2 separate regions of the Homo sapiens genome follow, and region 1 is linked to region 2. The links are chromatin loops, found by intact Hi-C in ENCODE. Cell type or tissue: heart left ventricle. All regions are shown on one strand. Each heading gives the region's core, and the rest is flanking DNA. Links, peaks and the distances in the headings are about the cores only.

What was found. Hi-C counts contacts between places; a loop is a spot of excess contacts. Peaks named below come from ENCODE experiments on the same cell type or tissue, not always from the same donor. Only the 100,000 strongest peaks of a DNase experiment are listed, where the experiment ranks them.
Region 1: a loop joins it to region 2, with 2.4 times the contacts of the local background. A loop is called at or near these places in 17 of 110 quality-filtered maps.

The regions. Positions count from the first base shown.
Region 1 is chr13:33,126,704-33,132,087 of GRCh38, forward strand. It overlaps STARD13 (StAR related lipid transfer domain containing 13), which reads right to left. Exons shown (of 14, transcript NM_178006.4): 5 at 2,226-3,586; 6 at 670-843. Among named protein-coding and RNA genes, the nearest start is that of KL, 110 kb to the left of the region's middle. In heart left ventricle, for the core only: a CTCF peak has its summit at 731; DNase peaks (open chromatin) are centred at 768, 2,638, 2,968 and 3,368; H3K27ac peaks cover 1,735 bases.
Region 2 is chr13:33,532,121-33,537,504 of GRCh38, forward strand. It overlaps a transcript of STARD13 not described here. Among named protein-coding and RNA genes, the nearest start is that of LINC02344, 200 kb to the left of the region's middle. In heart left ventricle, for the core only: no CTCF peak of the experiment used is centred there; no DNase peak of the experiment used is centred there; H3K4me3 peaks cover 259 bases; H3K27ac peaks cover 235 bases.

The sequences.
Region 1 (5,384 bases), core at 258-5,257, 410 kb before region 2:
AATACAGAAGCATATATTGATTTGACCATGAATTTATAACCTTCTAAAATATTTCATAAAAGCACCATTGATTTTTTAAATATGTATAATATAAAACATAGAACAATTACTGACACATTTTGTATTTTTTCAAACCCACCAAATCATCTACAATAGGTCCACATTCAAGTTCTAACATGCTTCTGTCAATTCCTTATTACAAGGTTTACTGCATATTCTTGTTTCTATTTGCCAATGAAATAAAAGCAGAAATGTATTTGAAGAATTAAATGCTCTTTGAATGAATCAATGCTCTAAGTGGTAAGCTTTGCATCAGGCCAGAAGGTACAAGTGACAGCTGTTTCTGTGCAAACTGCCAGGATTATTTTATGGCAAGTTTATTTTTATTTCCTCTGTTCACAATTAATCACCCTTTACTTGTCTCTTTTTCCTTTCTTGGAGCCTGACTGCCTTCCCTGGAAACCAACTGAGAACTACAAATAGAGCAATGTTTCCTGTAGGGTCCACTGCATCGAGGCTACGGCAGAGCTCATGCCTTATGTCCAGGAGATCATCAGTGAAGGCAATGAATGGGTTTTTCAGATATCACAAAGTAAACATGGAAGCTTCTGCAATCACACACTTAGCTCTAGAGCCAAGGATCCCCTCCTAGGTGAATGTGCTACGCACCATGTCCAGCCGTGCTTGTTGGACATGGAGTGCTTCTCCATGATGGCCGTGAGGCGGAGCAGTGAGAAGCGCTGGAGCAGGCTCAGCTGGCTGGCCGTCTGGCTGCTGATGTGGGGCGATGCTGGGGCCGGCCGGGGCTGGTGCGACAGCTGGAAACTGTTCCATCGGAGTCGCCTTTACCAGAGAGACCATCAGAGAAGCCAGTCACAAAGTGGACTTGGTAGCGGGAAACACGGGACATCACCAAGGTACACGCAGCTAATCAAGATAGCAGCCGAGCAAAGAAAATCGCAAAGCAAATGGAACAGAAGACACAAGTGTGCAGAATAAACATAGGACATGATTTTTCCAAGTCAGATAAATCTGGAAAAAGTCTTATTATCCATTTTATTAGGGGGTTTAAATAAGTGATAGAGGAAATATTATGTTTGTTTATTCCAAATTTGTTCCCAAAGTGTTGAGAGCAAGCTGAGACAGTGTGTGTGTGAGTGAGTGTGTGTGTGTGTGTATGTGAGAGAGAGAGAGAGAGAAACAGAGGGAGAGAGAGAAACGGAAAGAGAGGAAAGAGACGGAGACAGGGAGATATAGACAGAAGCAGAGAGAGCAGAGAGATAGAAAAGAGAGAGACAGATGTAGATGGAGAGATGGAGAGATGAGACAAAAAGAGATACAGAGGCAGAGGATGGAGAGACAGACAGAGACAGAAAGATAGAGACAGAGCAAGAGACAGAGAGAGGGAAGACAGAGATAGAGCAATATAGACAGAGGACAGACAGAGGTAGAGCGATAAAGACAAAGAGAGAAAGAGAGAGAGATACAGACAGGGAGCAAGAAACAGAGAGAGAGAGAGGGAGAGAGCTGTCGAATGTCTAGGGCTGTAGAAAATTTTCTCATTGTCTTCCATGTGTCTACACTCTATATCTTGCTCAGTATTGAGATGGAGCCCGAAGATGAGAGGTACAGAGGTGACACATCACTGAACCACAAGACACACCCTTGCCTCAACCAGAAACCCAGCAGCACAGGGCCATTTTTCTATGGTGCTTCTGAAACGGTCTTTGTAGGTCAGCTTTGATGTACTTTGTAATTGGCACTTTAAAGCAAAAACAAACTTGCAGAGTACACATCTTAGGCCTCAGAAATTTCTTATAGGAGCAAAAAAAGTGTAAAATTTGGGGAAGAGACATTTTGATGAACGCATCACAGGAAGGTCAGGGGAAGAGTCGGTGCCTAGGAACTGGGTATTGGTTATCCAGGATTCCCTGCCTATGGTGCCCAGTATAACGCTTTGCACATAAGAAGCTCAAAATATTTTTGGATAAAACTAGGAACAAAATAAAGGATAAGCACAAATAAATATGAGTTCACATGGATTCAATCACCATGATACCTGTACAGAAGTCATACTTCTGTTCAAATAATTCCTAATCACATACATCACTTAGAACAGAGTCAGGCATTTAGTAAGTACTCTGTGTATGTTTGTTAAAGAAATAAACAGAACACAATTACTATGAAATGGATGAAAAATCATTTCACAAGTGCATGCCACCTACCTGTTTGGCCTGGTCAGAGAGGCCCCTACACCAGAATCCCTCCTGTCTCTGACCCCAGGAGGCTCAGATTCATTAAGAGATGTTACATCTCTTTCCACATCACTGGGTGTCGTCCGACCTTCTGAGACAGAGTTACCTTCAAAATCTAAGGTGATCTGATTAGGAGATGGAAAGGTGGATAAGCCAGGTTCCCCAACCAATGTATCATGAGTTTGCAGTTCAGGCAAGACATCTTTGGACCAGTCATCGACTACCTCTTGGAGCCCATTGACATGCTGCAGAATGTCATCCAAGTGAGGGAAAAGGTCATCTTTCTCCAAGTCCAAAAGATCTCCTGTGCTGGCATACAGATGGGAGCCAGGGACATTGTCATAGATACTGACTCGGCTGGCTCTGTGGCAGGACGCCATGAGCCGGGGCTCCCTGGCACCAGGGACCTGCTCTCTGCCCAGGGAGATGCTACCGGTCCTCCAATTAACCCCATTGCTACTATCTGTGGGAGAGAGGCTTTCAATAGAAAGTGCCTTGGGGAATGTTCCTGGTTTGTGATCCTTGGGAATATGCACCACCAAATTCTCTTGGGAGTGAAATTCATGCATACGGCTTTGGTCCCCTGCATCCGGCAGTGCTGTCCCCGCCAGCACATCTAGGTCCTCCAAGTACATGCCCCCGCGCTTGTTGGCCTCGTGGCACTTGCGTTCCTTCAGGCAGGGCGTGCTCACCCCGCTGCTGCTGTGCTCCGACGGGCTGCTCTCGCCACTCGACTTGCCAGAGCATGGGAGCCCTTTTCTGCAGGCAGGTGGCGGCGAATTCTGGAGATCTCCATTTGGTATTTGGATGCACTGCATAGCCTTAAAGGACTCTGGCTCCTGCTGCAACATGGGCCCACTGATCACCAGGCCACCTGTCCGCCCAGACCCCTTATGCCTCCCGTGGGCTCCCTTCCCTCGGAGTGTTTCCATGCGTTTCAAAAATGATTTGGCCCTAGCCCTCGTGGGCTTCTCATTCTTGGGGTGGAAGGGGTGGTTGAGGACATCTCTGGGGGGCTGTGGGAGGCTGCTGCTGACGAGTGGGGCATCCAGCATGACCGGGTTGTCTGTACAGCACTGGCCCGGCTGGCTGCGACTGTCGCTGCCTCCACTGCTTTCGCTGTGAATGGAGCAGACCTCAGGCTCGCTCAGGTCTGTGAGGACGCTCTCACTGCTGGTCGTGTTCCTCATCCCCGTGCCTCCCGGTGACCCATTTCTGTCTCCTCGAGGGAGCAGCGTGTAGAGGTCGTCCACACGAGACCACCTGCGACTGGTTCTTTGGAAAGTCCATTTGTTGCTGATACAAAGATCTTCCTCATCGGAGTCGTCACCCTGCAGAGCACCAAGGAAAATGCTCATTAGCAGACAGCGTGGCTGAAGCAGGAACTCTGGGTGCTCTGAGGGCAGCCCTGTGTGGTCCTCCACCTCCCTCCCCTCTGTCCTCCCATGCACAGGTGTGAGCTTCTTGGGCACCTCTAAGCTGTCCTTCTACCACTTGCACTGTCTTGTACATACCCTTCCTCCCAGTGGCCAGAGGACCCTTCTCAACTTGCCAAACTTTCTTCCTTCCCATTTTCAAAGAGGTTTTGAATGCCTCCTTCCTTCCTCTCTAAGAAGTTTTCCCTGACTGATTATAAAGAGGGTATAATTACATCAGACTAGACGGTCTAAATATAAAGCACCTGCAGTCTTCTTTTTCACAAAGGAACTCAACTCTGCCATAAAAGGCACTTACTTCTTTCCAGAAACCTCTTCACTGAGCCCCGGGGACCATATTTCCAGCTTGCCCCATCTGAATCTCAGCTTCAGTATATCTCAAAGCTAACACTCCTTATTTTAGTCCCCTGCACTTGATTCTTATCGTGTATTCCCTGGATAAGGTAACAGCAAAATGAACCACTGAATTTCTTTAAGTAGAGATGAGGGAGCCATTCTGGAGATCGCTATTTGTGATCCAATCCGGCTACTCTGCATGAGCGTCTTTTTCTGTGGAATCAACTCCGAGTCAGAATGCCGTTGGCAGGACGCACACCTCTGTGTGGCTGCAGTGGGTCCCCGCGGCTTGGCACTGTCTTACACTTTGGGCCTCACACATTGACTCTAGGTGTCTGGTTTCTGCCTGAATTTGCAGCCCCTGAGAGGGGAGCATCTGCATTCCCTGAGGCCAGAGATGGCCTGGTTTAGCTTTGCATAGCCTTGGGCCCAGCGCAGACCTTGACCTAGAGCATATCATTTCCTTCTGAAATAAACTGAATCATCGGATCCTGCTTCATCCTCACCAAGCACATCACCAAGACCTAATTCTGAACTGATTTTCAAATCTGTTCCCTCATTCGTAATTTCACTCTCATTCTCTTAGTGTAGGCCTTGCCACCTCTCTCTGGATCTGTTACAGTAAAAATGTGGGAGAAACCCTGTCTCCAGCATCTTCCCCATCTAAATAGCTTTCCACAGTGTAGTCCAAATCGAATCATATGATTTTTTTTTTTCAGCTTAGAAGCCTTCTGCTTGAAAGCCTCCACTCTCAGTTGTTACAGGTGAAGTCATCAAGAGCCGGGCCTGCTACAGTGAGCCGTGATGGCACCACTGCACCCCAGCCGCAGCAACAAAGTGAGACACTATCTCAAAAAAATAAAAAAGAGCAAGACCTGTGTTTCTCTGTTTCATTATTCATATAAACATATTTATTCATATGTATAGCCTGTCCAATGCCAAGGACATAATAATTGCTTATTTTTTGTGAATTGAATTAAATTTATTTTACTCTACCTGGGTGTTCAGTTTTAAGACCTGGTTCCAAGTGTCAGTGATACCAGTTAAGAGCTAGGTGACTGTCCACAGTCTACTTACCCTCTCTAAAGTAAGTTTCTGCCACTTATAAGATTGAAGCGGGTCTTGCCTCATAGGTTTGCTGAAGAGAATAAAGAAGGTAGTGCATTCAGCAGTCCCTCACTGAGAGGTATTTGCTTATTTGTATCTTTCAATGTTTGTTCAATTGCCTACTAATCTTTTTATGTATCTAGCGTCCACTTTAACTCCCTTTAACCTTGCAGTGTGTTGTTTTTAAGGAAACCTAAGCAGATGCACAGTTAATCATTGTGGGGATCCTCCTATTCTTGTTTATTCCTTC
Region 2 (5,384 bases), core at 201-5,200:
CTGAAGCTCATTTTCTAGCAGGCTCTTCAGGAAGATCTCATAGTCATTGTGCCCTTTTTGCTACAAAGTAAGTTTTTCTGGACACAAAGTGCTTGGCACATACTTTTTTCCCTTGAGAATCTTAATTATGTTACCTTATTTTCTTTTAGCCTAATGTATTGCTAATGAAAAAAACTGAAGTTTATCTAATTATGATCTCTTATAAATCATGTGCTCTTTTCCCCTCTAAATAGTCAAAGGATTTTTAAAAAATTAAAACCCAGTAATTGTGGTAGAGTGTCTTGATATTATAATTCTGGGTTGATCTTTTTAGGTGTATGGAGAACTCTCTCAATATGTAACTTCTAATCTTTTTTATTTCAGGAAAGTTTTCTTGAATAATAATTTTTAGCATTTCTTCTGGTCCCTGGATTTAGTTTTCTTCCTTTATGGCTGTGCTTGTAAGAAATTTTTCTATCTTGAAGTCTGAAAACATTCTGTTTATTTTTGTCAAAGTTGTAATGCTTTGACTTTTACTTGTATGCTATTAATATACCTGGGATACTGTGTGTACAAAATTCCTTTCATGAAAACAGGAGAGAAATTTATGTCATTTGGGTATAAAAAAGTTGTACTTCTGAGCAATTGTTTATTTATATCTCAAGTAATTATGAACTAATCTGATTCATACCTGGTGTCTGATTCCGACATGAGGAATCCAAAGGGTAGCAGTGGTCTTGTAAGATGATTACTGTATTTCCACACAAAACTGGGTCAAGGAAGTACAAGTGGTTCTTGTGGACCAGATGGGCACCTTCCAGGTGAAGAAATCAGCCACAAAATTTTTCCAAAGGGGCTGGGACAATGGGACCCCAACAGAAAGAACCCAGGTGAGGCAAACATATCAGTCACCCATGGCTAAATGTTGGCTTAAGTCCTAAGTGGCCAGTGGGAGAAAGGCCAATCCGAGAATTGTGTCACTGGAGATTCCAGGCAGAGGAACATAAAGAGGTACTTTTAGTGTCAATCAAAGCCCCAAGAATGCCAGTTCCAGATTGTCAGAGTAGTGACCATGTAAACCTGGGTCTTTTCCCCCAGTCCTTTCTACCTAGTAAGACCCTGGAGGATGAGACACTGTAGGTAGCAGACTGGGTGAGGAGCAATAGAGCAAGATATGAAAACAAAAGAGAAGCCAACCCCCACAGGCCTTTCTGCCCATAGCAGGTCTCAGCAGTGGGAAGCAGCTTTAAATTAGGTAAGATTATGAAGCTATGTGATTATAAATGGTCTGAAAGTTCTGAATATTTAAATGAAACTGTTCTTGTGCCAAAAGGTAACCAGAGGATGTTTTATTTTAAAATGATTGGAAATACTATGGCACCCACCTGATAAATCATTCAAAGTAGAGAAGAAATATTCCTTGCACATATTTGAAGGAACAACAGAAAGAAAAAACAAAGCTCTTTTTTTTTTGTTCACCCTATCAAGTTGTTTCCATTCAATAAAATTATTACATCTGGTAAGTAAGTGGATTTATGCTTATATAAACTGAAAAAGGCTAGGAAGTACATGGTAAGATCACATGCAAATTTAAACCAAAGCCTTTGCTTACAATTTCCTTGTATTTGATGTCAATAAAACTTTCAAACACCTGAGCACCTCTTCCATGGAGACTTCCCCAGCCACTCTGATCATGACTGTGAGGACTGGATATAAAGCTCTAGGCACATGTTCAGCCCTTAACAAATGCTGAGTGTTAATTATGCTCTTCTCTGCTCTCACAGCACACATCATCAGAAGGTGTTTTCCATTACATGAATGTGTCTCTTTTCTTCAATTACTCTCAAAGTTCCTAGAAATGAAGGACATATCTTATACTTACTTTATGTTCATCAGAATTCTGGTCAGAACGTTGTGCTTAGGACTTTTCAAAAGTAACTGACAACTGATCAATAAGTAGAGATAAGTGGAGTGATGGTATCACAATAGGAATGCTCTGGGGCAAGCAAGGAAAGCCTACTAGCAACCCTGAAATCACTCTTTTTGTTAGCTGGGTGTACTTTTCACTTTTTCTATACTCTCAGATTTCTCATCAATAGAATGTCTATTTTATGTCCTAGAGTCTCCTACCATAAAATACTAGGCCTTTACAAATTATATTATTTTGAGTTATCAGACTTTTAGAGTATCTTCTTTGGAATGGTATTCAAGCTCAGGGAGAGCCACATGAACTAACTGGATGATGCATTGCTCTGTGTAAAGTTTCCTCTAAGCAGTTTAAGAATGTTATGCACCAGACAGGGAAAATAGTTGAAGAAGTAGGACAGAAAGAAGTGTGTATTTTCTGTCTGGTTTTAAATGTAATTCAACAGGTAGACATTGGATTTCAACATTTTTAAAAAGGTCTCTTGTTTATCCTTGTTTTAAAGATATTTGAAACTACATGCTGTTTTTTCATACATGTATTTTGTGATCATGTACTATGTTAAGCAGGAGAAAAGGAACCTTTTCTAATGTATTTTTTTATATATAGAATACACTGTTGAAACACTATTAAAATGATTATAGAACATTTCAGTGGCCTTTGGATATATTTAAATTCTTCTAAGTGTCTAGTATAAGCACTATGAGATTAAGGACTGGGCCTGTTTTAACATTATTTTATAAAAACTTATTTTCCTTTTATTATTCAAGTTATGGTTATCTACCATCCAAACTATTCATGACAAATGAAACACTAACCCCAAAGAGGGAAAGCAGAACAAATTAAAATGTACCATTTTCTTGATGAAAGAAGATGTTATGTCCAAATTCTGGACATAATAAAAGGAGAACCGGGCCGTTTGTGGCTCACGCCTGTAATCCTAACACTTTAGGAGGCTGAGGCGGGCGGATCACCTGAGGTCAGGAGTTCGAGAACAGCCTGGCCAACATGGTGAAACTCATCTCTATTAAAAATACAAAAATTAGCCTGGTGTGGTTGTGCATGCCTGTAATCTCAGCTACTCAGGAGGCTGAGGCTGGAAAATCGCTTGAACCCAGGAGACAGAGGCTGCAGTGAGCCGAGATCATGCCATTGTGCTCCAGTCTGGATGACAAGAGCGAAACTCTGTCTCAAAAAGAAAAAAAAAGGAGAACCAAATGGGTTTTCTTCATTACATAAATCTGAATACGACTGGCCAAAAATAAAAGCAAAAGTGAAAAAAGCACTGACTGGAAATTTTAGCCCCAAGTCTTCCTTTAAACTTAATATTGATGATTTCAAAGTTTAGAAGAGTTACATACAAATATTCTTGAACTATAACAATTTCAAATTGATACAATTAAGTAAAATATATTTTGTATTTTAAGTTTTACCACAGAGAATCAAAGGCAATCAATTAAAGATAAAATTGTATTTTAGTAACTTAAAAATACAACTTCCAGGAGCAGATGAGAAAGAAAAACATCAATTAATTGTTTTGATTTTCAAAATAACTTAATTATATTAATTAGAGATATAACAAAGGCCTGCTCCAAAGGAGGAGAAAGTTCTTAGAACATATTGGTTGTTTTGCACCAAGGTCAACTTTATTTTGAACATAAAAAACTTACATTCTTTCTCTTACCACAAAAGCTGAAGTAAATATGTTCTAGCCCTCAAATGTGACTATTGGTGTTTTGGGGATAAAGGGAACTTTGCCCCCTTATTGATGGCTTCTTGTTTCTTTACAATAATCCCATTCAGGGAAATAAAAGGCACATTTGTTTTACTGATTCCATCTAAGCATATTATACAAGGCGAGATGGCAGTCCGAAAATCTATACTTAAATTATTGGAATGGAAGAGGACTGAGTGATCCCTTATAGAACACACAGAGGTCAGGCTTACACCCCAGTTGGTCCTCATCATGATCTGGAATAAGAGCATCAGTGATTTGGGGGACATGAATAGAGCTGGGTTATGGGAAAGCTACTCTAGATGTGACATTCCATTTTCCGTGTGTGCATGTAAATAAATTAAATATATAGGATTGTCAATCCTCAGTGATACAGTTAAGAGTACTGAAGACTCAAAGGTGGAAAATAAAATGGTAAAATGGTGAAGCAAAACAGAAATGGCAAATAAGACAACTAAATTGTGCTGGCCATTATTTAACATGCCATTACATCATACGTATTTTTAAAGCCAGGAATTTATGAAATTTAGTGTAACATCATTTGGACTGTTTTATCATCAATAACTGTAAGAAACTTTTTAATTGTTCCAAACTGCATTTGTTTATTCTATAAGTTAGGAAAATGAAAACTAATAAAAAATAATAAAGAAAACGAAGCTTAGGAAATAAGAGTATTTGATTCTGAAATATATTTTCCCATCATGGGAGAGTCTCCTGAATCTGAGAATGTTGTAATATTACTCAGTCTATATTTACTGCATAATGATTATGCTGTCTTGGTAAGATAAAAATTAGATAAACATTAGGGATGTATATGAGAGGTGACAATAAAAACTGAAGTCAATGTCTTATATTCAAGGGATTTATAACTCTCTCTGGGCTAGCACAATCTGAAAAGCAGAATTAAAAGGGAAAAACTGGTAGATACCTCTTTTAACGAACACTCAACTGTAAAACCACCTGGTTTTCCTCTTTAAAGAAAGAAGAAATTGCTTCTGCCAGCTTACTGAACAGAACTTCCCTGTGATGTCTGATAACAGCCTATACTCCAATCTCTGTAAAAGTCACACTAATTATTAATACACTGGAGCAGAGTTCAGGTTCCATTTTGTCATACAGTCTTAGTGAAACTGCCTCATTATATTGTTCTATCGGTTTGTTAGTAACAAAATTCCCTTGCTATTCATATTAGAGCTGCTTTAAATTTTATTCCACATTAAATAAACTTTTTAATCAGATTTTCTTTTAGGTTATTTTATCATAGTAAAAATTTTATTTTAGGTTACAAAAACAATTTCAGGATTCATTAAATAGCAGCAAGAGAGCAAATACCACGACTTGAGCACTACAGATGAGTAAACTTCCAGAACAGTTCTGAGCACGGCTTTCAATAAAATGAACAAGTTGTTTACATAGCTGTGAGAAAGGTTATTGTTTCATTGGTTTTGCGTCCTAGTGCAGCATTCAGCATTTAGTGGGAGTCCAATCAGTGTTTACTGAATAAAACAAACTAAGTGATGAGCAGAAATCTGGAAATGTTGTGGTTTCCGAAATACTGCTGCTACGCAGACAAGTTATGACTAACATTCCCCCTTGAAGTTAAAACTGTTTGTATAAATAATTTTAAAAACAATAAAGAACCCACTATGTATCAGACATTTTACAAACAATCTTATTAAAACCCAGTCTTGGCAAGTAGGTATCTTATTTGACACTTTAGGGAAACTGAGGCTCAGAAAAGTTAAA